Regions from separate parts of the Homo sapiens genome. Here region 2 is linked to region 1. Evidence: read pairs that join two places in POLR2A ChIA-PET (ENCODE). Cell type or tissue: HepG2. All regions are shown on one strand. Each heading gives the region's core, and the rest is flanking DNA. Links, peaks and the distances in the headings are about the cores only. Region 1 has its middle 32 kb from the start of PIM1. Region 2 has its middle 77 kb from the start of FGD2.

Region 1 (11,275 bases), core at 1,476-9,475:
TGTATCTGTAGTTATTGTACAAGCTCTTTATGGCAAATATACGTCATTATTATTTTACACCAGTCTTAAAAGTAAACTGGGGTAACAGAAGAAATCACAGCAAAAGACAGCAGATTCTGTGGATGGTCCATTCATTGCAAATGCAGAGAGGAAAAAGTTGTGATAAACCCAAGAAGCCACGTGTTGTACATATATTAAATGCTCTTCTAATTCCTTCAAGATAATCTGATCAACAACTTACTTTATTCCTTTTTAAAATAAAATTAAACTATGTGCCTGGATGATAGAACATAGTGATGAGTGGGTCTTATTTTGGCGATCCTTAAGGAATAGAAATTCCATGTAGTCTCCCATGTAGGATTTTTGTATTTTCTTTTCTTTCCTTTTTTCTTTTTTTTTCCTTTTTTTTTTTTTTTGGTGAGACGGAGATTTACTCTTGTTGCCCAGGCTGGAGTGCAATGGTGCGATCTCAGCTCACCGCATCCTCCGCCTCCCAGGTTCAAGCGATTCTCCTGCCTCAGCCTCCTGAGTAGCTGGGATTACAGGCATGTGTCACCACGCCCGGCTAATTTTGTATTTTTAGTAGAGATGGAGTTTCACCGTGTTGCCCAGGCTGATCTCGAACTCCTGACCTCAGGTGATCTGCCCACCTCAGCCTCCCAAAGTGCTGGGATTACAGGCGTGAGCCACCACACCTGGCCGATTTTTGTATTTTCATGAACTTATTACTATTATTATTATTTTCTTTTGAGACGGAGTCTTGCTCTGTCTCCCAGGCTGGAGTGCACTGGCTCTATCTCAGCTCGCTGCAACCTCCGCCTCCTGGGTTCAAGCGATTCTCCTGCCTCAGCCTCCTGAGTAGCTGAGATTATAGGCATGCGCCACCACGCCTGGCTAATTTTTGTATTTTTAGTAGAGGCAGGGTTTCACCATTCTGGTCAGACTGGTCTCGAACTCCTGACCTCATGATCCGCCCGCTTCAGCCTCCCCAAGTGCTGGGATTACAGGCATGAGCCACTGCGCCTGGCCTTTGTGAACTTTCTTAATGCTAAGCCAGGATTGTACATTTTACTTCCTATGGTGAGCACCCTGTGAATAAGTAAAATAATAACATCTCACCACACACCTGGGTATTGTTTTTCTGTCAGTGATTTAGTAGAAAGTTGATTGTCTCCCAATACCAAGTCACATTAAAAGTCTCTTGCATGGAAGTTGAAAGTTGTGGGTTGGTTTGGGGCATGCCCCTAGCTAAGTAGTGAGCTCCCATACAAAACAATTATGTTAGAACAGAGAATACCACTAAAACGGTAAGAAAGGTAAAGTAAGGACACCAAAGGAATTCCTTGTGCCTCACAGCTCTGGGTCTAAAGCAATTAAAGAGTGAAAGGTGTAAAAATGCTACTTGCTACCTATTTTGTGTTTCTCTAGGAGATTAGCCTACTTTCTTGGCTCATTTTCTTCTTCCTACATCAGCTGGTATAAAAGCTGTGGTAGCTGGCAGCCTCAGATGACTCCATCAGCATCTGTTATCTTAGTTTTGGGCCTCTCAGGGACACACAGAGTAGTTTACCTCTTATTTCTTTTGCCTCCTCCCCACAGCAGGTAAAAAGTCTGCCCCGAGCTTAGACACATTCTCCCTTGTTATAAGAATTTGCTCAACCAAGGATAGTGAGTTAATAGTTGGTGCGCGCACTCTTTCTTCTCTCTTGTCTTCTGACAGATCCAAGAAGCTGGAGTAGTAAATCTGAGAAAAGCTGCATCTAAGTACACACACACACACACACACACACACTCACTCAGAAGGAGAGCTCAGACCCAGCCACTTGCTCTCTGCTTCTGCTTCCCGTATGCTGCATTTTGGAAGGTTTCATATTGCTTCTGCAACAATTTTTTTTTTTTTTTTTTTTTTTTTGGTTAGTTGGATGGCTGAATGAAACACAACCTTCCCTGCAGACATCAAAGCATGTCTCCAGCATAGCAAACTCTCCATCCAGCCTTTCGTCTCTCCGGCTACATTCCAATTTAACCAGGGCTGCCTTGCATGATAATCAGGCCTAATTACCACTTTATCCCTTGATTGTTGTGCTGAGTTTTGGAACTGCAGAGTTCTTTTCTCAGCTTCGGTTCTGCCTTCTCTTACCCTCCCTCCTATTATTTAGCATACCCAGGACTGAGATTTAGCCATTCTAATTAGCAAATAGGTGAAAAGGGCTGGACTGTGCCTTTGGAATATCAGGGCTCTGTCCACTTAGTAAACTTGAATTCCTTTCACAACTGTGGGAAGACCTTGCCATAGACAGGATATTCTGAATACCACGGGAGCTTTAAGAGATTTATTACTAGGTTAAAGAGTGAAACAAAGGCCCTGAGATGATATCCTCATTCCCCAGAGGTATTTTCCTACCTTCTCTCTTACCACACACACAGGCACAAGATCTTTTACAAAATGATGAAACCAGGAAGGAAGGGGGTGTAAACTGGGGCTTTTGGAATCTTTTTTCTAATTCTTTCACTTGGTACAATGCATTTGAATGCCTTCGTTTCCCTAACTGCAAAAGGAGTCACAGCCAAATAATTGAAAAATCAGAACACAACTAATGCCATCTACCTGCAGTGTAAACCATCCAGGCAGATGATAATTTATGTTTTACTTTAAAGTTGTTTTTCTTTCTTTCTTTCTTTCTTTTTTGTTTTGAGATGGAGTTTCGCTCTCGTTGCCCAGGCTGGAGTGCGCTGGCGCAATCTCGGCTTACCTCAACCTCCACCTCCCAGGTTCAAGCAATTCTGCCCCAGCCTCCCGAGTAGCTGGGATTACAGGTGCCCGCCACTATGCCCAGCTAATTTTTTGTATTTTTAGTAGAGATGGGGTTTCTCCATGTTGGCCAGGCTGGTCTCGAACTCCTGGCTTCAAGTGATCTTCTCACCTTGCCTTCCCAAAATACTGGGATTACAGACATAAGCCACCATCACTGGCCTAAAATTATTTTTAATTTGTTATTTTTATGACAAATTTATTGAGTACCACATGTGCCAGGTACTGTGTTAGATACTGGGGATTTTAAGATAATAGGATATAACTCTTGCCCTCAGTGAGAACACGCTGAACACTAAAGGTAGGTGAAGGGAATCTGGAAGGTCTGGAGGGTCTAGCTATGAGTTTTTCAAAAATATGATCTGAGGAAAACAAAATTGGCCTTGAGTTGATTGATAATTGTTGAAGCTGGGGATTGAAACATGATAGTTTAATATTACTATTTTGTCTCTTTTTTCCATGTTTGAAATTTTACATAACAGAAAAGTTAAGAAAAAAATATGTAATCTGGGGCCATAATCTGTAGAACCGCATGGAAGAGACTGATTGAAACACAGATTCTCTGGCCCCACCACGGTCCTAGTCAGCTTCTTGATGGGGTTCAGGAATCTGCATTGTAAATAAGGTCTTTGTATGAGTCCTATGCCTACTAAAATTTGAGTTCCTTGGCAGAGGACACAGTACATTCCAAGACTGGAGGCAGAAGAAAGAAGGAAAACTTTTTTTTTTTTTTTTTGAGACAGAGTCTCACACTATTGCCCGGGCTGGAGTGCAATGACATAATCTTAGCTCACTGCAGCCTCCGCCTCCCGGGTTCAGGCGATTCTCCTGCCTCAGCCTCCAGAGTAGCTGGGATTACAGGTGCCCGCCACCACGCCTGGCTTATTTTTTGTATTTTTTAGTAGAGATGGGGTTTCACTATGTTGGCCAGGCTGGTCTTGAACTCCTGACCCTGTGATTCGCCCACCTCAACCTCCCAAAGTGCTGGGATTATAGGCGTGAGCCACCGTGCCTGGCCGGAAAACTATTTATCAGAGAAGAAAAACTTCCTTGGAAGCCACTTAATGAGATCAGACAATTTCAGTACTATGTAGAGGACCTTTGCAGAGCCTGAGTCTAGGCCAAGGCATCTTAAATTGTAATGTACACAGGAATCACCTGGGAGCTTGTGAAAATGCAACAGGTTAGAGTGGGGATTGAGAGCCTGCATTTCTAGTTATCTCCCAAGTTAGCCGCTGATGCATTGCTGCTGGTCTGGGGATTGCACTTTGATAAGCAAGGGTTGGGGTAGCCTTAGTATTTTACAGATAAGAAACTGAGGCCTAGAGAGATGAATACTTGCTCTGTTGTTGCAGGCATTGATTCTATCATTTTGTGCTGCTATCTCCTAAGGATGCTGAGCCTTGGTAGGAGCCTATTACCAGTTGGATGTCATGAGCAGGCGGCACTTTAAACATAAAGATTGCAAACCTGGGGCTGAGCTGCAGTACAGATTTCTTCTCAGCACCTTGGGAATGGTCCAAGGAGTTGCAATGTGGCTGTTCTGCCACAGTCTGTTATTTCTTATCACTGTTACTGCATCTTCCAGGTCTGGTCTCTTGAATTCTATGAGAGTTCTTTGGCAATCATTAGACCTATTGAATGCATAACCCTATGCACTAACATATGCCCAGATTTATCTCATATATATATATTGTTGTTGTTGTTAAATGCTATTGCATTGAGCAAGTTTTGCAACTCTATCCTGAGTTGCAAAGACAACATGGGTAGACATCTATTAAATGTACTTCCTAATATTGGGACAGGAGTGAACTCCTTGATACAGGAAATTCCATGTCACACAAAGCTTGTAAGCTCAGGGAACTGATTATCCCAGGCGGGTACAGATTCAAAACTGCTTTGCTTTCTCACCCTCCTTGAAGGATAGATAAGATAGTTAAGCATCCTTAATGAAAAAGGATGCTTGGGGGGGTACTTCCTAACCTTTGAGGAAGAGGTTGAGGTTGAGTCAAAGAAGCTGTCCCTGTCCTGTTTCCCTGTCAGTGACAGAACTCAAGACAGGAGGACCAAAGAACTGACCCAGGGGCACGTTTCGTGATCACTAATTTCCAGGTAGTGAAGACTCAAGACATTTCTTAACAAAAAACATTACCAGAACCGCCGCACCCCCCATACTCCCCCACACATTCTTTTTTTTTTGAGTCGGAGTCTGGCTCTGTCCCCCAGGCTGGAGTGCAGTGGCGCGATCTCAGCTCACTGCAAGCTCCGCCTCCCGGGTTCATCCCATTCTCCTGGCTCAGCCTCCCAAGTAGCTGGGACTACAGGCGCCCGCCACCACGCCCGGCTAATTTTTTCGTATTTTTAGTAGAGACGGGGTTTCACCATGTTGACCAAGATGGTCTCGAACTCCTGACGTCGTGATCCATCCGCCTCGGCCTCCCAAAGTGCTGGGATTACAGGCTTGAGCCACCGCACCCGGCCTCCCCCACACATTCTCTGCCTATCTTGAAGCATCTCTTACTCTGGTCTTGAAACAATTTCTGCTGAAATGACTCTGAGTTAGAACGCCCTGTGATCTTTCCTAAAGACCTGAGCATGCCTCCTTGACATGCATCGCATTTACAGTTATATCCTTTCCCCTTGATCCAATGACTCATATTCCCTGAACCCTTTTATCTAAAAATGCTAAAGAGGGGACAAATGATTGGTAAGCAGAATCTCCTGGCCACTGCAGTCCCAATCAGAGTGAGGTTTGAAAGCTTTTCTTAGGCTCAGAGTCCAGGGAAAAGTTAATTTTTGGTTCTCGGCATGTGGACTTAGGTTTCTGTACCGGCGAGGAGTAAGGATGTGGAATGAGTAAACTCCCTGGGAGGTGGGGGGTGGGGAGGGGATGGGGCCTCCCTGGAGCCTCGGGCCATTAGTAATCTGCTTTGTGAATGGAGTTAAAGGAGGAGGGGGCTGCACATACTTGGAATTCCTTCATCTGGGTGGGCTCCTTCTCTCCAAACTTTCAGGATGTGGGAAATATAAGATGAAAGAAGCTGCATTTCCAGCCTATCAGGTTACAGCGTGGAAAATGGAGAGGGAAAGAAGTAGGGGGTGGAGAGTGGGGCGGGAGAAGGCCTCCCCGAGAGGGGCCAGGGAAACCCAGTTTGAGAACTGGCTGGGGAGAGTGAGAAAGAAAGAGTGCTGGGGCGGTCAGATCACGTTTCACATCACATCAGAGCTGTGGAATTTCCTCTCTTCTAGGGGGAGCCCTGTGAAGATGAAGTTGGTTTAAGGTTAGTCGGTGATGAATAATAGCCCAAAGGCGACTGATGGAGGGTGTTACTAAGTGACTGGTGTTTACAAGCAAAGCTTTGGTGGTGGGGTTGGGAGGTGGGAGCGGGAGCCATCTTCAATCTGAGTTGTTCACCAAATTCTGTGACCCGAGAATGGAGTCCATGTATGGATTTTATTTGTGTCTGACCTCTGTGGTATGCAGAGTCCTGAACACTCGGGCTGAGAAGGGGAGCAAAAGAAATGGGAAGGTAATTAGAAAAGGCGGGAGAACCTCCAGCGTGGGTAAGGGATGCAGGGCCCTCCGGGCACAATCAGTTTCTGCTTTGTGTCTCTGGCGTCCCTGGGGCGGTCCTGGCAGGATCTGTTTCTGTTCTACTTAATCCACGTGCTCCACACCACTCAGTTGTCACTGCCTGGCTCTCCGAGGACCTTACCTCCCCAGAGATGCGTTTATTTTTTAAGTGTACCCAGGCGGCTGTCCCTCCTTATTTTCTGTTATGAGAAAGAAAGCTCCACCCTGGGTGTGAAACAGAAGTGTGAAACTTCTGCGAGGCCGGGTAAGTGGCTCCTGAGGCCAGGTACACCCTCCTTAGGGAAGAATAAAAACAGTGGAAGACCACTGGGGTCAAGTTTGGGCCTAAAATTAAATAAAGGACAACGGGAGGGAAAATGGAACCAAGCAACTGGGCTGGTGGTGGCGTGTTAGGAGAAAAAGAATGTTTATTAAACCCTGATACCAACCACAGTCGGGTAATGTATTGTTCTAATATTATGACGAATAGAAAGTTATTAGATGGCATATAAATCATCACATACTACACATGACAAAAATATTGCTTGTTTTGAAAAAATTAGAATACAATAAAATACGCTTGTCACAAACCATAGCAAGCTTCATTTCATCTTTTTTCTCCTGTTTCAGAAAGCTGTTTAGGATTTTGCAGTATATCAGGGTCATCATTTTCAAACATCTATTAGTGCCATATTGTAGTCGCGTGAGAGGTTCAGTTAATAAAGGTTTCTGGTTGATAGATGGCTAGAGCAAACAGACTTTTGCACTATCTTCTCTGAATTGCTACTGAGTTATTACAATACACTGAGTCCATATTTTATCACTTTACAAACCATACACTCATATTTTCCCCTCCTCCCTCCCTTTCCAAACACTACCACCTCCAATAGTTTTGAGAAAAATAAATAGAATATTTCCTCCTCTTTGCATTAACTCCTCACAGCTCCCTTTCCAACACGAGCTGTAGCCTTGAACCTTGCTGGACTCAACTCCATTGCCTAATCCTTGCTGGTTTTGACACCCACAGTCATTTTCTAAGACTGGCTTTTTTTTTCTTTTTTTTTTTTTTTTCGTGAGGCCTATTAAATTTGGGATAGGTAGTATATTTGAACTGGTCCTTCTGGATTTCTGAGTGGTTTCCTAAGAACAGGTAAGGGTAGTAACTTGAGTGGTATTTCCTGTGTGCCCCAGTGAAATAAGTCAACAGCATGTTTTTCTAAGTTGAAATGAAAATTAATATTTTTTTTTGAGATAGGGTTTTGCTCTGTCGCTCAGGCTAGAGTGCAGTGGTGAGATTACAGCTCACCTTGACCTTCCGGGTTCAAGCAATCCTCCCACCTCAGCCTCCTGAGTGGCTGGTACTATAGGTGCGCACCACCATGCCTGGTTAATTTTTTTTTTTTTTTTTTTTTTTTTTGCGGGGGGGCAGGTATTTTTTGTAGAGACGAGGTTTTGCCATGTTGCCCAGGCTGGTCTTAAAGTCCCAGATTCAAGTGATCCACCCACCTTGGCCTCCCAAAGTGCTGGGATTACAGGCGTGAGCCATCGCACACAGTGGAAAATTATTATTTTTGAGACGGAGTCTCGCTCTGTCGCCAGTCTGGAGTGCAGTGGCACAATCTCTGCTCACTGCAACCTCCAGCTCCCTGGTTCAAGTGATTCTCCTGCCTCAGCCTCCCAAGTAGCTGGGATTATATGCACTCACCATCACGCCCAACTGATTTTTGTATTTTTAGTAGAGACGGGGTTTCACCATGTTGGCCAGGATGGTCTCGATCTCCTGACCTCAAGATCCGCCCGCCTCAGCCTCCCAAAGTGCTGGGATTACAGGCGTGAGCCACCATGCCTGGCTGGGAAAATTAATTTTTGAAAGTCCTGTAGTCAGCCTAGTCCACCGTAGCCTGCTGTTGACCTTAGTTTTGGAAGAGCTAAGGACTCAAATGTTAAAATTAGAACTGACTTTCAGTACTGGCCCTACCTACCAGCTGAGTACCTTATTTTTATTTAACGAACACTTATACAACATATACGAGGTACCAAGCACTGTTCTAAGTATTTTAGAAATATTTGCTTGGCTAATCCTCATAGTGGTGTTATTGTAATATAACACTATTATGAAGTATGTTGTTATTATCCTCATTTTACAGATGAAGAATCTGAGATGTAATTTGCCAACCTATGAACCTGAGTTTCAGCTCACTGCCCTAGCATATCCCCAGTTGGCTGGAGGGATATAGCCCTGTTTCCACATCTGCCTGCATGCAACTTTGAACAAATCACTTGGCATTGCTAGGAGGCATATGAGGGGTATGAAACTGTAGGCGGCAGGGGAGACAGGGCCTTTACACACACATGAAAAAGCAAAGAGCATGTATTTGGTACCCTTTTAGGGAGCGAGAGGAACGGGAGATTTCTCGGGCTGTTCCTCCCACCCCCATCCCTGCATAGAGCAGCATGTTTGGGTTACTTCAATACCTTCTTATAATTCAATTCACAGCCTCAGCCTTGTACCATTTCCGTTTCCTTGAACTGCATCTAGACGTGATTCTGGTCCCCACCAGCTTCTGACCTCATTACTCATTCTGTTTACAGCTTGGCCTCACCCTTCAGACTGCCCTGATTTCCCAGATAGGAATTTGGCTGCCCTCACTGACTATGATTCAGATTTTCGCCCCAGCCACATTGCACCAGGCCCTCCTGTGTCCACACCCCTCCGCTCAGGCTGGCACCCTGGGACCCTCACCTCCTTCCCTCACTGAAACCCCTGTCAAGGATCAGGCAGGTCTCTATAAAATACATCCCACCACGGAGAGTCTGGGCAGGATTACGGAGGATCTTGAAGGAAACTTGGGAAACTCTTGAAGGATTTGGAGTTGGGGGATAACGTGATGAAGGGGGATAGATTAGAAGGAGGTAAGGCTGGAGGCAGGGGCCTCTGTCAATGAGCTATTGCAGTGACACAAGTGACCCAAGGAAGGGCTGAGGGGGGTGCCCTGTGGAAATGGAAGTGAAGCGTGAATGGGAGACAGAAGATGAATCTCAGGACACTTGGTCATTGCCTGGATTTGAGAGGAATGGGGTGAGGAGAGTCGCACACCGCGATTCTCCAAGGTTCCCATATGAAGCATCTGGGAAGCTGATGACTCAAGGACGGGACCAGGGTGCTTGTGAGGCAGTGGAAGAGCCTGGCCTCGTGCCTGGCAATTGGGAATAGGCTCAACAAATGTTTACAGGAGGAGGTATATTTATATCAAACCTCTAGATCTAGTCATTAAAATGTTAATGCCTGGCCGGCCACTATGGCTCACGCCTGTAATCCCAGCACTTTGGGAGGCCAAGACAGAATGATTGCTTGAGCTGGGGAAGGTCGAGGCTGCAGTGAGCCGGGATCCTGCCACTGCACTCCAGCCTGGGTGACAGAGTGAGGCCCTGTCTCGAAAAAATAAAAATAAATAATGTGGGTTTTTTGGGTTTGGGTTTTTTTGAGACAGGATATGGCTCTGTCATCCAAGCTGGAGTGCAGTGGCACAGTCTCAGCTCATGTAGCCTCAACCTCCTAGGGTGAAGCCATGTTCTCTCCTCAGATTCAGTAGCTGGGACTATAGATGCGCCACACCATGCCTGGCTAATTTTTCTATTTTTGTAGAGACAGGGTTTTGCCATGTTGGCCAGGCTGGTCTCGAACTCCTGAACTCAAACCATCTGCCTGCCTTGGCCTCCCAAAGTGCTGGGATTACAGGCATGAGCCACCAAGCCCAGCCCCACAAAAATAAATAAAATAAAATAAAATAGGTTGGGAGTGGTGGCTCACGCCTGTAGTCCCAGCACTTTGGGAGGATGAGGTGGGTGGATCACTTGAGGTCAGGAGTTCAAGACCAGCCTAATCAATATGGTGAAACCCTGTCTCTACTAAAAATACAAAAATTAGCCAGGCGTGGTGGTATATGCCTGTAATCCCAGCTATTTGGGAGGCTGAGGCAGGAGAATTGCATGAACCCAGGAGATGGAGGTTGCAGTGAGCCAAGATCACGCCACTGCACTCCAACCTGGGTGACAAAGCAAGACTCCATCTCAAAATAAACAAATAAATAAATAAAATATTAATGTCCCATGGAAGGATAAAACCAAGAGCCACAGTGAGCCTTGTACACCTTTGTCTTAAGAGAAAGAAGACCCAGGGGAAACCCGGGAATGAGGTTTGGGAGGCCCGCCTCGGCCTCCCAAAGTGCTGGGATTACAGGCATGAGCCACTGCGCCCGGCCTCCATGTACCTTTTTCTTTTTCTTTTTCTTTTTCTTTTTTTTTAAGACAGAGTCTCGCTCTGTCCCCCAGGCTGGAGTGCAGTGGCGCGATCTCAGCTCACTGCAACCTCCGCTCCCGGGTTCACGCCATTCTCCTGCCTCAGCCTCCCCAGTAGCTGGGACTACAGGCGCCTGCCACCACGCCTGGCTATTTTTTTTTGTATTTTTAGTAGAGATGGGGTTTCACCGTGTTAGCCAGGATGGTCTCGATCTCCTGACCTCGTGATCCGCCCGCCTCGGCCTCCCAAAGTGCTGGGATCGCAGGCGTGAGCCACCGCGCCCGGCAGGTCTACTTTTCTTTTTCACCTCTCTTATCTCCTTAGCAATTTAGGCCAGAACAGGAAAGAGTCCCCCAAAGAGAGAAAAACTCTTAAAAGTAATTGAAAAAAATGTTCTTGTGTTCATGTGTGACCATGCATATATATTTTTTTGGATACAGAGTCTCTTTTTTTTTTTCCAGGCTGAATCTTGCTCTGTTGCCTAGGCTGGAGTGCAGTGGCGCGATCTCGGCTCACTGCAACCTCTGCCTCCTGGGTTCAAGCGATTCTCCTGCCTCAGCCTCCCGAGTAGCTGGGATTACAGGCTCCT
Region 2 (11,275 bases), core at 1,778-9,777, 56 kb after region 1:
GGATTACAGGCGTGCACCACCACGCCCAGCTAATTTTTGTATTTTTAGTAGAGATGGGGTTTTGCCATGTTGGCCAGGCTGATCTCAAACTTCTGACCTCAGGTGATCTACCCGCCTCGGCCTCCCAGTGTGCTGGGATTACAGGTATGAGCCACCATGCCCAACCCAGACCTTGTCTTTACAAAAAAAAAAAAAAGATTAGCCGGGCATCATGGTGTGCACCTGTAGTCCCAGCTACTCAAGAGGCTGCAGTGGGAGGATCACTGGAGCCCGGGAATTGTGGCTGCAGTGAGTCGTGATTATACCATTGTCCTCCAGCCTGGGCAACAGAATGACACCCTGTCTCAAAAAAAAAAAAAAAAAAATTCTGATCTTAAAGAGTTGTGATCTTTCAATGAATGGTATATAAAGGAAATAAACTTAGCATTGCAATTGGTCTATCATGGCACTCAATGAAAAAAAGCTATTTTTATAGCTTCATCACTCTGGCCTGTCACAGTATTTTAAAATCTTCATTCTGCGTGTGGTAGACCTCTCATCTTGCAACATCTTTATATTTGATTAGCAGACCTACATGCTTTTTATTAGAATTTCTAGCACAAACACTGAAATGGACCAGGTCAAAACCTGCCCCATGGCACGTCACCATTGAGTCTCCTCCAGACCCTTGGGTTAGGAGAAATGAGTTCAGTATCACATTTTAAAGTGCGACAGCTAATATGCCAGCTAATGTAGGAGATGTCAGAGGAGTGTGGGATGAGCTTGAAAGGGGAGCAGCAGAGGAGTGTGGGATGAGCTTGAAAGGGGAGCAACAGCTGTAGTAAACAGCATGGTGGTTCCTCAAAAACTTAAAGAGAGTTACCATATGATCCAACAATTCAGTTTCTGGTTATATACCTCAAAGAATTGAAAGCAAGAACGGCCGGGTGCGGTGGCTCACGCCTGTAATCCCAGCACTTTGGGAGGCCGAGGCGGGTGGATCATGAGGTCAGGAGATTGAGACCACCGTGAAACCCCGTCTCTACTAAAAATACAAAAAAAAAAAAAAAAAAAAATTAGCCAGGAGCGGTGACGGGCGCCTGTAGTCCCAACTACTCGGGAGGCTGAGGCAGGAGAATGGCGTGAACCCGGAGGGGGAGCTTGCAGTGAGCCGAGATTACGCCACTGCACTCCAGCCTGGGCGACAGCGTGACTCCGTCTCAAAAAAAAAAAAAAAAAGCAGGGACACAAACAGATATTCATATGCTCATGTTAATAGCAGCATCATTCACGATAATCAAATGGTAGAAGCAACTCAAGTGTCCATCAACAGATGAATGGATCAACAAAATATGGCATATACACATAATGGAATAATATTCAGCTTAAAGTAGGAATTTGCATAATGGAATATTATTCAGCTTAAAATAGAAACTTGGTATGTTTTTTGTTTGTTTGTTTGTTTTGAGATGGAGTCTTGCTCTGTTGCCCAGGCTGGAGTGCAGTGGCACGATCTTTGTTCACTGCAGCTTCCACCTCCCGGGTTCAAGTGATTCTCATGCCTCAACCTCCCAAGTAGCTGGGACTACAGGCACCCACCACCACGCCCAACTAATTTTTGTATTTTTAGTGGAGAGGGGATTTCATCATGTTGGCCAGGCTGGTCTCGAACTCCTGACCTCAAGCAACCTGCCTGTCTTGGCCTCCCAAAGTGCTAGGATTACAGGCGTGAGCCACCACACCTGGAAAGCAGAAACAGAACTTCCGAACTTTGAAGATATTATGTTAAGTGAAATAAGTCAGACACAAAAGGACAAAAACATACTGTATGATTCCACTTATATGAGGCGCATACCCATAGAAGCAGAAAGTAGAATGGTGTCTGCCAGAGGCTGGGCCGGAGGAAACAGGGAATGGGGAGTTACAGTTTAATGGGTGTAGAATTTCAGTTTGGGAAGCTTAAATGTTCTGGAGATGAATGGTGGCAATAGTTGCACAACAATGTGGATGCTGCGGAACTGTACACCAAAAAATGATATCAATGGCATATTTTATATTATGTGTATTTTATCATGATTCTTTCTTTCTTTCTTTCTTTTTTGAGACACAGTTTCGCTCTGGTTGCCCAGGCTGGAGTGCCATGGCGCGATCTCAGCTCACTGCAACCTCCGCCTCCCAGGTTCAAGTGATTCTCTTGCCTCAGCCTCCTGAGTAGCTAGGATTACAGGAAACTGCCACCACACCCAGCTAATTTTTTTGTATTTTTACTAGAGATGGGGTTTCACCATGCTGGCCAGGCTGGTCTCGAACTCCTGACCTCAGGTGATCCACCCCCCACCCTTGGCCTCCCAAAGTGCTGGGATTACAGGAGTGAGCCACCACACCCAGCTTATCATGATTTTAAAAGGGGGAGAGAAGCATCATCCTGCTTAGTAGTAGGGAGGGCCTGGCTATGGGTTGGGTGGACAGCTGAGTTGGTATGAGTTGGAGAACAGGCTCACCTTGTCACAACTGGGAGGTGACAGGCGAGGAGGCTAAGCATGCCCTGCTAAGCCTTGAAGTCCAGATTGAGAAATTTGGGTTTGAGATCCTGAGTCACTTCTTGGGTCAAGTCTTTTTCTCCTGGTTAAAAAACAATTTCCTTGGGGTGGAGTAATCCAGGAGCTCTAAAGGTAGCAGGTTTTTGTTTCTTTGTTTGTTTTTGAGACAGAGTCTTGCTCTGTCGCCAGGCTGGAGTGCAGTGGCGCAGTCTTGGCTCATTGCAACCTCCACCTCCTGGGTTTAAGCCATTCTCCTGCCTTAGCCTCCCAAGTAGCTAGGATTACAGACATGTGCCACCATGCCTGGCTAATTTTTGTATTTTTAGTAGAGACAGGGTTTCACCATGTTGGCCAGGCTGGTCTTGAACTCCTGACCTTGTGATCTGCCCGCCTCGGCCTCCCAAAGTGCTGGGATTACAGGCGTGAGCCACCGCGCCCAGCCCAAGGTAGCTGGTTAAATTAATGCGGATTGGTTTAGTCATCAGCCATCGGTAGGGGTTTTATCATCAGAGAGTGGGGACAGATGGCATAGGACATTGTTCAGGAGTCTGACAGCTCTGGGCTTGTGTTGTGATTTCTCCATTCCCTAGCAGTGTGCCCTAAACTAGTGAGTGCCACTGTTTCCTCATCTGTAAACTGGGGATAATCACGACCTTGTGTAACAGGGTTAAAAGGAGAAAGAGTTACATACTAAGTATTTGCCACTTCTGTCTTCTTTCTCCTGCCAAGGAGGAAGGGTGGCAGCTGGCGTGTTTGTATGCTGTTTCAAGAGAGGTGAGGCAGAGCAAAATCCAGAGTAGATCAAATTTCTTTGAATAAGAAAAGATGAAGGCAGGGCGTGGTGGCTCACACCTGTAATCCCAGCAGTTTGGGAGGCTGAGGCGGGCAGATCAGTTGAGGTCAGGAGTTCAAGACCAGCCTGGTCTGGGCGGATCAGTTGAGGTCAGGAGTTCAAGACCAGCCTGGCCAACATGGTGAAACCCCATCTCTACTAAAAATACAAAAACGAGCCAGGCACGGTGGTGCACACTGGTAGTCCCAGCTATTTGGGAGGCTGAGGCAAGAGAATTGCTTGAACCCAGGAGGCAGAGGTTGTGGTAAGCCGAGATCACACCACTGCACTCCAGCCTGAGTGACAGAGCAAGAAGACAGCAACAGAACTAGGTTTGGGGTGTGGGAGGAGAGAAGCTGAACTGCTGTGCTGAGGACTGGGACTTGGGCAGGGATAGAAGCCCCTTGTGTTTTGTGAAAAAATTTCCTCTCTGTGCTTCCCCAAGAGACTCTTAGGAGAGACTTACTATGGTGCTTTCTAAGCAGCGTTGGAATCTCAGCCTTTTTTGAATGCTGGGACGAGCCTCCAGGTGGTCCAGTACATCTGGGTTCCATTTGCAAAATGTCTGACACATTTTAGGAGCTTAACAAAATGCTCAGTTATTCTACAAGAAGACAGATCTGGGAGCTGGAGAGATGAGGGCTGGGTATCTTCAAAGAGCAGACAAAACACCTTCCTGAGACACCAGGCCACTAGGTTAGGTTAAAGGAGTGTTAAGTCCCATGCCTTTCCTCTCTCTAGAGCTGCACTGTTCGGTGTGGTAGCCAATAGCCACAAATATTTGCATTGTATTATTTTATCTTATTTTTTTGAGACAGGGGTCTTACTCTGTCGCCCAGGCTGGAATGCAGTGGCACCATCTCAGCTCACTGTGACCTCTTCCTCCTGAGTTCAAGCAATTCCATGCCTCAGCCTCTTAAGTAGCTGGGATTACGGGTGCACACCACCACACCTGGCTAATTTTTGTATTTCTTAGTGGAGACGAGGTTTTGCCATGTTGGTCAGGCTGGTCTTGAACTCCTGACCTCAGGTGATCTGCCTTCCTCGGCCTCCTAAAGTGCTGAGATTATAGCCGTGAGCCACCATGCCCAGCTATAATTAAAAATGAAAAATAAAAATAAAAAATATGGTTCTCGTTCACACTTAGCCATACATCAAGTGCCCAATAGCCACATGTTGATAGTGGCCACCACATTGCACAAAGCAGATATAGAATCTTTCCATCAGCATGGAAGGTTCTGTTGGACAGCACTGTGCTAGAAAGATGAGGAAAAAGTCCAAGTAAGTCGGTTTGTTTATACCCTGAATTGTTCCTCAAAGGATCTGAGGCAGGCGAGGACAGCCTGAGGCCATCAGACCAGAGCCCTGTGGCTGGAGCGGGGGAAGGCTGGCGTGTGGGCTGAACCCAGTCAGGAGTGGAGCCACAGAGAGAAGCAAGGCCCCAGTGGGCTGAGCTCCAGGACCCAGATAGGAAATGGGAGGAAGGTGGGGGTAGGGTTGTTGTGGGAGTGAGTGTCAAAGGACAAGGCCATGTGCAATCAGATGTTGAGCAATGAGTCTGCTGCGGGAAGAGGCTCCCCCGTTCCTCTTAGCAGCGTATGGTTCTCTGACCTGTTTAATCAAGGAGTCTCCTGTGCCCTGCTGTTCTCAAGTACAGATTCCAAATTCCAGCTAATCAGATGCAATTACAGGATATTGTTGGGTGCAAGTTCTGACTTGCAGCACATCGGGTAGGATGCCAGGCCTGGGTCCCTGCATGCCGCCTGGCTGGTATGTTTTCAGCAGCCGTCCTGGAGGCAGTGGGGCCAGGAGACATCCTTCCTGGTGGCGGTGCTGAGAGTGGAGAGGGTGAAGGGAACCAGGCCTGGGTGCTATCCTGCAGCACTTTCAAAGCAAAGATCTGCTCCAGGGATGGATTCTTCTTGAGGGCAAGTCAGAGTTTAAAAAATATTCATTAAAAGTGACTTTGTGTTAAACTCATTTCTGGGGATTAAAGAAAAGCCAAACTTATATTAAGATCATTTTAATTTAAGCTTTGTTGGGAAGTTAGAAGATATCGCAGGGTGGGTTGGAGTGCCAAGGGAGCAGCTTCTTATTGCTTAATTTGAGATAATGTATTCCCGTAAGTTTTATTTTTACTTTTATTTTGAGGTATAACAGACTCACAGCAAAGCACACTCATCTTTACTGTACAGCTTGATAAATTTTTACATATGTATGTACCCATGCAATCTCCACCCAGATCAGAATACGGAACATTTCCAGCACCCTAAAATGTTCCCTCACCTCCCTCCTGTCCATCAGTCTCGCCCCCGACAGGTAATCGCTGTTCTGATCTACCACCAACAATCAGCTTTGCCTGTTCTTGAACTTCATATAAATGGAATCATACGGTGGGTGCCCATTTGTTCCCTGGCTTCTTTTGCTCATAAGCCTGTGAATGATTTTCTTTCTTTCTTTCTTTCTTTTTTTTGAGACAGGGTCTCGCTTTGTTACCCAGGCTGGAGTGCAGTGGCATGATCACAGCTCTCTTCAGCCTCAACCTCCCAGGCTCAAGCGATCTCACCTCAGCCTCCCGAGCAACTGGGACTACAGGTGCGCACCACCACGCCCAGTTAACTTTTTTTTTTTTTTTGTAGAGACAGGGTCTCACTATGTTACCCAGGCCAATCTTGAAATCCTGGGCTCGAGCGATCCTTCTGCCTCGGCCCCTCAAAGTGCAGGGATCACAGGCGTGAGCCAACGCACCCAGCCAGCCTGTGAACTTTTTTAGGAGAAATTTTTATAGCTACAGATTCATAGTCCTTTACCTGAAACCCTTGGGGCCAGATAGGTTTCCGAATTCAGATTTTTTCACCGTTTAGAAAAAAGCCATGGTGCGCACACTGTATATTATGAAATACCCACCGCAGGATCTGGGGCAGCACCTGGTAAACACATAAATATTTTTAAGCAAAGTCCATGAATATTCACACACTAAATGGTGTAAATAAAGGCTGTAAATAGCCTTGCGTCAGTTGGAGGCCATTTTGTTGCCAAATAAGTTCATGTCAGGTTAAGTTCTGCAGTCAAATGTGTTATGATAAAACTTGTTTTATCATATGGTTTTCAGAAGTTCAGGGATTTTGAAATTGAGAATAAGGGATGGTGGACCTGTTAGTTTTGGACAAGCCTTTGGCTGTGTGGGAGACAAATCCCGAGTAGTCTCCCACGCAGAGGGAAGGTTGCAGAAACCCGCTGCCTCACAGGGGTATGGACTGCACTGTCCACCAGGACAGCCTCTCCCAACCACAGCTCTCAGAAGGTCCAGACGTGAACTCCTGACACCGAAGGCACATCTTTGCTGGGTGGGTATTTTCCTGGGATCTCTACCTTTGCTTAGATTTTCAAAAGAAACCTAATACTTAAATACGGTCTAGAGCCCCAGCTAGAAAGAGTCCTTGAGATCAAAGAATTGCTTAGCTAGAGCCCTCAGTTATAGACCTGAGTTTGTTTCTAAGGGACATGAGTCTCAATTAATTGACGTTTCAGTGATTGGCAGGGGAGGGGAGTGAGAAGGGGCAGACATTGGAGATTGAGAGTGTGGAGAAAGATGGGGCAAGAGAAGTTAGGATGAGTGTGAGGGGAGCCAAGAAGAGAATACACACAGGTCTCCATGCAGGACTGAGCACGGGAGAGATCATCCCAGGGGCTGGGGGTTATGTCTTCAGTTTAGGAGCCTGCATGGAGCATCTACTATGTGCAAGGCGCTGGGGATGCAAAGATGAATAAGAGCTGCTCCCTGACAGTGATACCTATTTATGACTGTATTGCTCCTCTCTGAAGAGCTCTCTTTTCATTTCCTCCCTCCCTTCTCCACCCCACCTCCCCACCAAAGAAAACACACACACAGCCAGGAGTGGCCTTGAGGTTCAGGCCACAGGCTCCAGACCTTTTGGGCTCTTTCCTCCACTCCCAATCAAAGTGTCCGGGTCCGGGGGATCACGTGAGGCCAGGAGTTTGAGACCAGCCTGGGCAACATTGCGAGACCCCATCTCTACAAAAAATTTTTTCTTTCTTTCTTTCTTTTTTTTTTTTTGAGACAGAGTTTCCCTCTTGTTGCCCAGGCTGGAATGCAATGGCACGATCTTGGCTCACTGCAACCTCTGCCTCCCAGGTTCAAGTGATTCTCCTGCCTCAGCCTCCCGAGTAGCTGGCATTACAGGCATGCAAGATCACGCTTGGCTAATTTTGTATTTTTAGTAGAGATGGGGTTTCTCCATGTTGGTCAGGCTGGTCTTGAACTCCTGACCTCAAGTGATCTGCTCGCCTCTGCCTCCTAAAGTGCTGGGATTATAGGCGTAAGCCACCTTGCCCAGCACAAAAATTTAAAAATTAGCTGGTGTGGAGGTAGCACACCTATAGTTCCACCTACTCAGGAGGCTGAGGCGGGAGGATGGCTTGAGCCCAGGAGGTTGAGGCTGCAGTGAGCTATGATCATGCCTCTGCATTCCAGCATGGGTAGAGCAAGACCCTGTTTTTGTTGTTGTTGTTGTTGTTTTCAGACGGATTTTTGCTCTGTCGCCCAGGCTGGAGTGCAGAGGCTCAATCTTGGCCCACCACAACCTCCTCCTCCTGGGTTCAAGCAATTCTCCTGCCTCAGCCTCCTGAGTAGCTAGGATTACAGGCACGGGACACCACATCCAGCTAAGTTTTGTATTTTTAGTAGAGACGGGGTTTCACCATGTTGGCCAGGCAGGCCTCGAACTCCCGATCTCAGGTGATTCACTTGCCTCGGCCTCCCAAAGTGCTTGGATTACAGGTGTGAGCCACTGCGCCCAGCCGACCCTGTCTCTTAAAAAAAATAAAAAATAAAAAACCTGGGTCCTACATCCCATGTTGACAAAGCCCCTTGTAAAGGAAGGAATGCATTCTTTGCTGACAGTAATGTGCAGTTCATCAGGTGATAATGTTGATTAGAGGCATGGAGTGGTGTCACTGGAGTCTAGTTTCTCCCCATTACTTAGTTGTGCGACCTTGGGCAAGTCTCCTGCCCTGAGCCTTAGTTTCCTTATCTGTAGAATGAACTTAAGTCTATACTCCCTGCTTCACAAGGGTGTTGTGAGGATCAAAGGGAAGAATATGGAGGAAGACATAAGTGGTAAGTCTTGCCCATGTCTGAGCTATGCTTGTGATGTGCTTACTGTATTCCCACTTAAACAGGGAAGCTTCATTCTGCACTTTAGCACCTCAGGGATTGTACAGATTCCGTCCCCCTGCTAGGCACCTAGGGGCGCTACAGGGCTGTATGGCCTCATAGGTGACCCAGGAACAGATTCTCTGCACCCCAAATGTGGTTTCACTCTCTGGTTGCAATGGTTCTTTGGAAAATAATAGTTGTTCATTACAGTGTTGTTTATGATAGGCCAAGAAAAGTTATTTTTCACTACAATCCCCAAGCCCAGTGTAGTACAAGTGCTCAAGAAATGGATAAAGACTCACAGACCACACTTCCCATCCTCCTCAATGCCTCCTTTTGTGCTAATGAGGTAGACCCCTTCCCTAGCATGCAAGGATTAAATAAGGAGCTGGGGCAAGAGCCATGTGTAGCCTAGAACCTGAGAGTTTAAAATGGTCTTCAACATGAGCAACAGTCCTATTCCTTGGAATGTTTCTGTACAACAAAGATGGAAGTATGTGGCCGGGCGCAGTGTCTCATGCCTGTAATCCCAGCACTTTCGGAGGCCAAGGCAGGCAGATCACAAAGTCAAGAGATTGAGACCATCCTGGCCAACATGGTGAAACCCTGTCTCTACTAAAAATATAAAAAATTAGCCGGGCGTGGTGGTGGGCGCCTGCGGTCCCAGCTACTCGGGAAGCTGAGGCAGGAGAATGGCTTGAACCCCAGAAGTGAAGATTGCAGTGCACCAAGAGCGCGTCACCGCATTCCAACCTCGTGACAGAGCGAGACTCCGTCTCAAAAAAAAAAAAAGATGGAAGTATGAGAATGCTCATCATAACAGGGTTATTTATAATAGCAGTAAGTTGAAAACAACCATAATAATGTTCATCCATTGAGGGATGCTGGAATAAACCATGGCATACGCATGCAATTGGCTTCTCTGCAGCCATGATGAATAATGCATTTCCTACATGATGTTCCATAGACTCAAGCCCCAAGAGGATCCCTCAAGGGATTTCATGGTGAAATGTGTTTAAGAAGTGCCAGTCTCTGCTTGATGATTCAGAACACACATTAGTAAATTAGAGACTCCAAGAAGTCCTTCAGCAAAGCAGCCCATTTAAGTTGGCATAAGCCTATGCATCTCAAACAGTTCGTGGAAGACTCCCAATTAATAGCAAAATGGTCCTAGTGTTCTGTGGAGCCAATTTGGGAAATACCTGTGTAGCAGACACAACTGGAAAGAGTTGAGTGAAAAATGCAGATTTTGAGAGTCTTTGCAGCATGATTTAAACAAATAAACTTATGTATATTTGTATTTGAAAAACGTCTAGCAGGATGCATGCCAGAACTTTAATAGTAGTTGAGGCCATGGGATTATAGGTGATTTTTATTTTCTTCTTTGTTTTCGTCTTTTAGGTTATTTGGGATCTCTAAATTGCCTTTCATCACTGTATATAACATTTTATTTTATTTTTTCAAGAGATGGGGTCTCACTCTGTTGCCCATGCTGGAGTTCAGTGGCTATTCACAGGCACAGTCATAGCACCATTGCAGCCTGGAACTCTTGGACTCAAGCAATCTTCCTGCCCTAGCCTCCCAAGTAGCTGGGATTACAGGCACGTGCCACCACGCCCGGCTCTATATAACTTTTAAAATTAGTAAAAAAAGAAAAAAAAAAGCCAGCCGTCAAGAAAAGGATCCAGGGACAGCTGAAGACACTTTCATAGTGCTGCTGCACCTAGAGGAGCTGGGGCCTCCAGCTCCAAGAAGAAGCTAGGTCCTTATTTAGGCAGAGACATCCCGAGAGCCCACATTCCAGTGGGAATCCTTCCCAGAGCATTCCTCCTCCAGCACCGCCGCGGCCAGCTGCAGCCTGGCTGCTCCCTCACAGGGCCTCCCTCTCCTTTGGTAGCAGCCGCTGCTGGCCCGGGCCAAGCTGCACATCTGGACCTCATTAAGAGCCGCCAGCACCAAAGCCGGCACATCTGGCCGCCGCGAGACAGAGTGCAAGGCAGGGCAGCAAAGGGGCAGGGGCATGTCAGGACAGGGCTGCCCATGCGGGCTCCAAGGCAGCCAGGGCTCCTCTGAGACATCTGGAAGTGGGAAGGTGGTGGGCGGCTGGCCGCAGACGGTGTGCTGCTTGCTGGCGGGGCTGGCTCTGGCCCCTCTGGATGCAGCAGAGTCGTGCCCTGGCTGGCAGAGGCCTTTTAGGCTGAAGGGGGCAGGTCTGGCAGAGAGACAGGTACTCAGGACTCCAAGCACAGTGCTCTTGCTCTTGGGGAGGGCTGGAACTGGGAGCAGTCTCAGGACCATGTTGAAAAGAAGGACTAGACAGGAATGGGGTTGCCTAGCTCTGTGGTGACCGAGCTGTGTGGCTGCAGGTCAGGAGGCAGGTTTTCTACATCGGGAAGGAGAATTCCCATGTATGAAGTTAGAGGGGTGGAAGTGTAATGAGGCACCTTGGAAACAGAGCTTGCCTGCTGCCTGCTGCCTCCTGCCTTTTTCCTACACGAGGACATGCACAGGTCCCTGGCTCTACCCCTGTGGCACCATTATTTTTCCCTTTGGTGCCTGTGAATCTAAGGCTTTGTCAGCCCTGCCAATTTTTTCTTTGCGACAACAGCAGATGCTCCTAAGATCCTTTCCAAAGTCAGGCAGAGATCAAAGAAACCAACTAGTCGATCGAATGCAAGAATCTACCAGCCCTTCCCCTTTATCCTACAGCCTTAGACCTCAAATTGGTCCCACATGAATGGTACC

Evidence for each region. ChIA-PET counts read pairs that join two places held together with the same protein. Peaks named below come from ENCODE experiments on the same cell type or tissue, not always from the same donor. Only the 100,000 strongest peaks of a DNase experiment are listed, where the experiment ranks them.
Region 2: POLR2A ChIA-PET joins it to region 1 with 11 read pairs; 11 of 35 experiments call an interaction of 5 or more read pairs at or near these places.

What each region holds. Positions count from the first base shown.
Region 1 is chr6:37,132,480-37,143,754 of GRCh38, reverse strand. No RefSeq gene overlaps it. Among named protein-coding and RNA genes, the nearest start is that of PIM1, 32 kb to the left of the region's middle. RefSeq lists enhancers at 1,901-2,418, 5,481-6,317. In HepG2, for the core only: no CTCF peak of the experiment used is centred there; DNase peaks (open chromatin) are centred at 5,584, 6,064 and 7,354; H3K4me3 peaks cover 1,619 bases.
Region 2 is chr6:37,077,251-37,088,525 of GRCh38, reverse strand. No RefSeq gene overlaps it. Among named protein-coding and RNA genes, the nearest start is that of FGD2, 77 kb to the right of the region's middle. RefSeq lists enhancers at 4,443-4,943, 10,573-11,101. In HepG2, for the core only: no CTCF peak of the experiment used is centred there; a DNase peak (open chromatin) is centred at 4,905; H3K4me3 peaks cover 367 bases.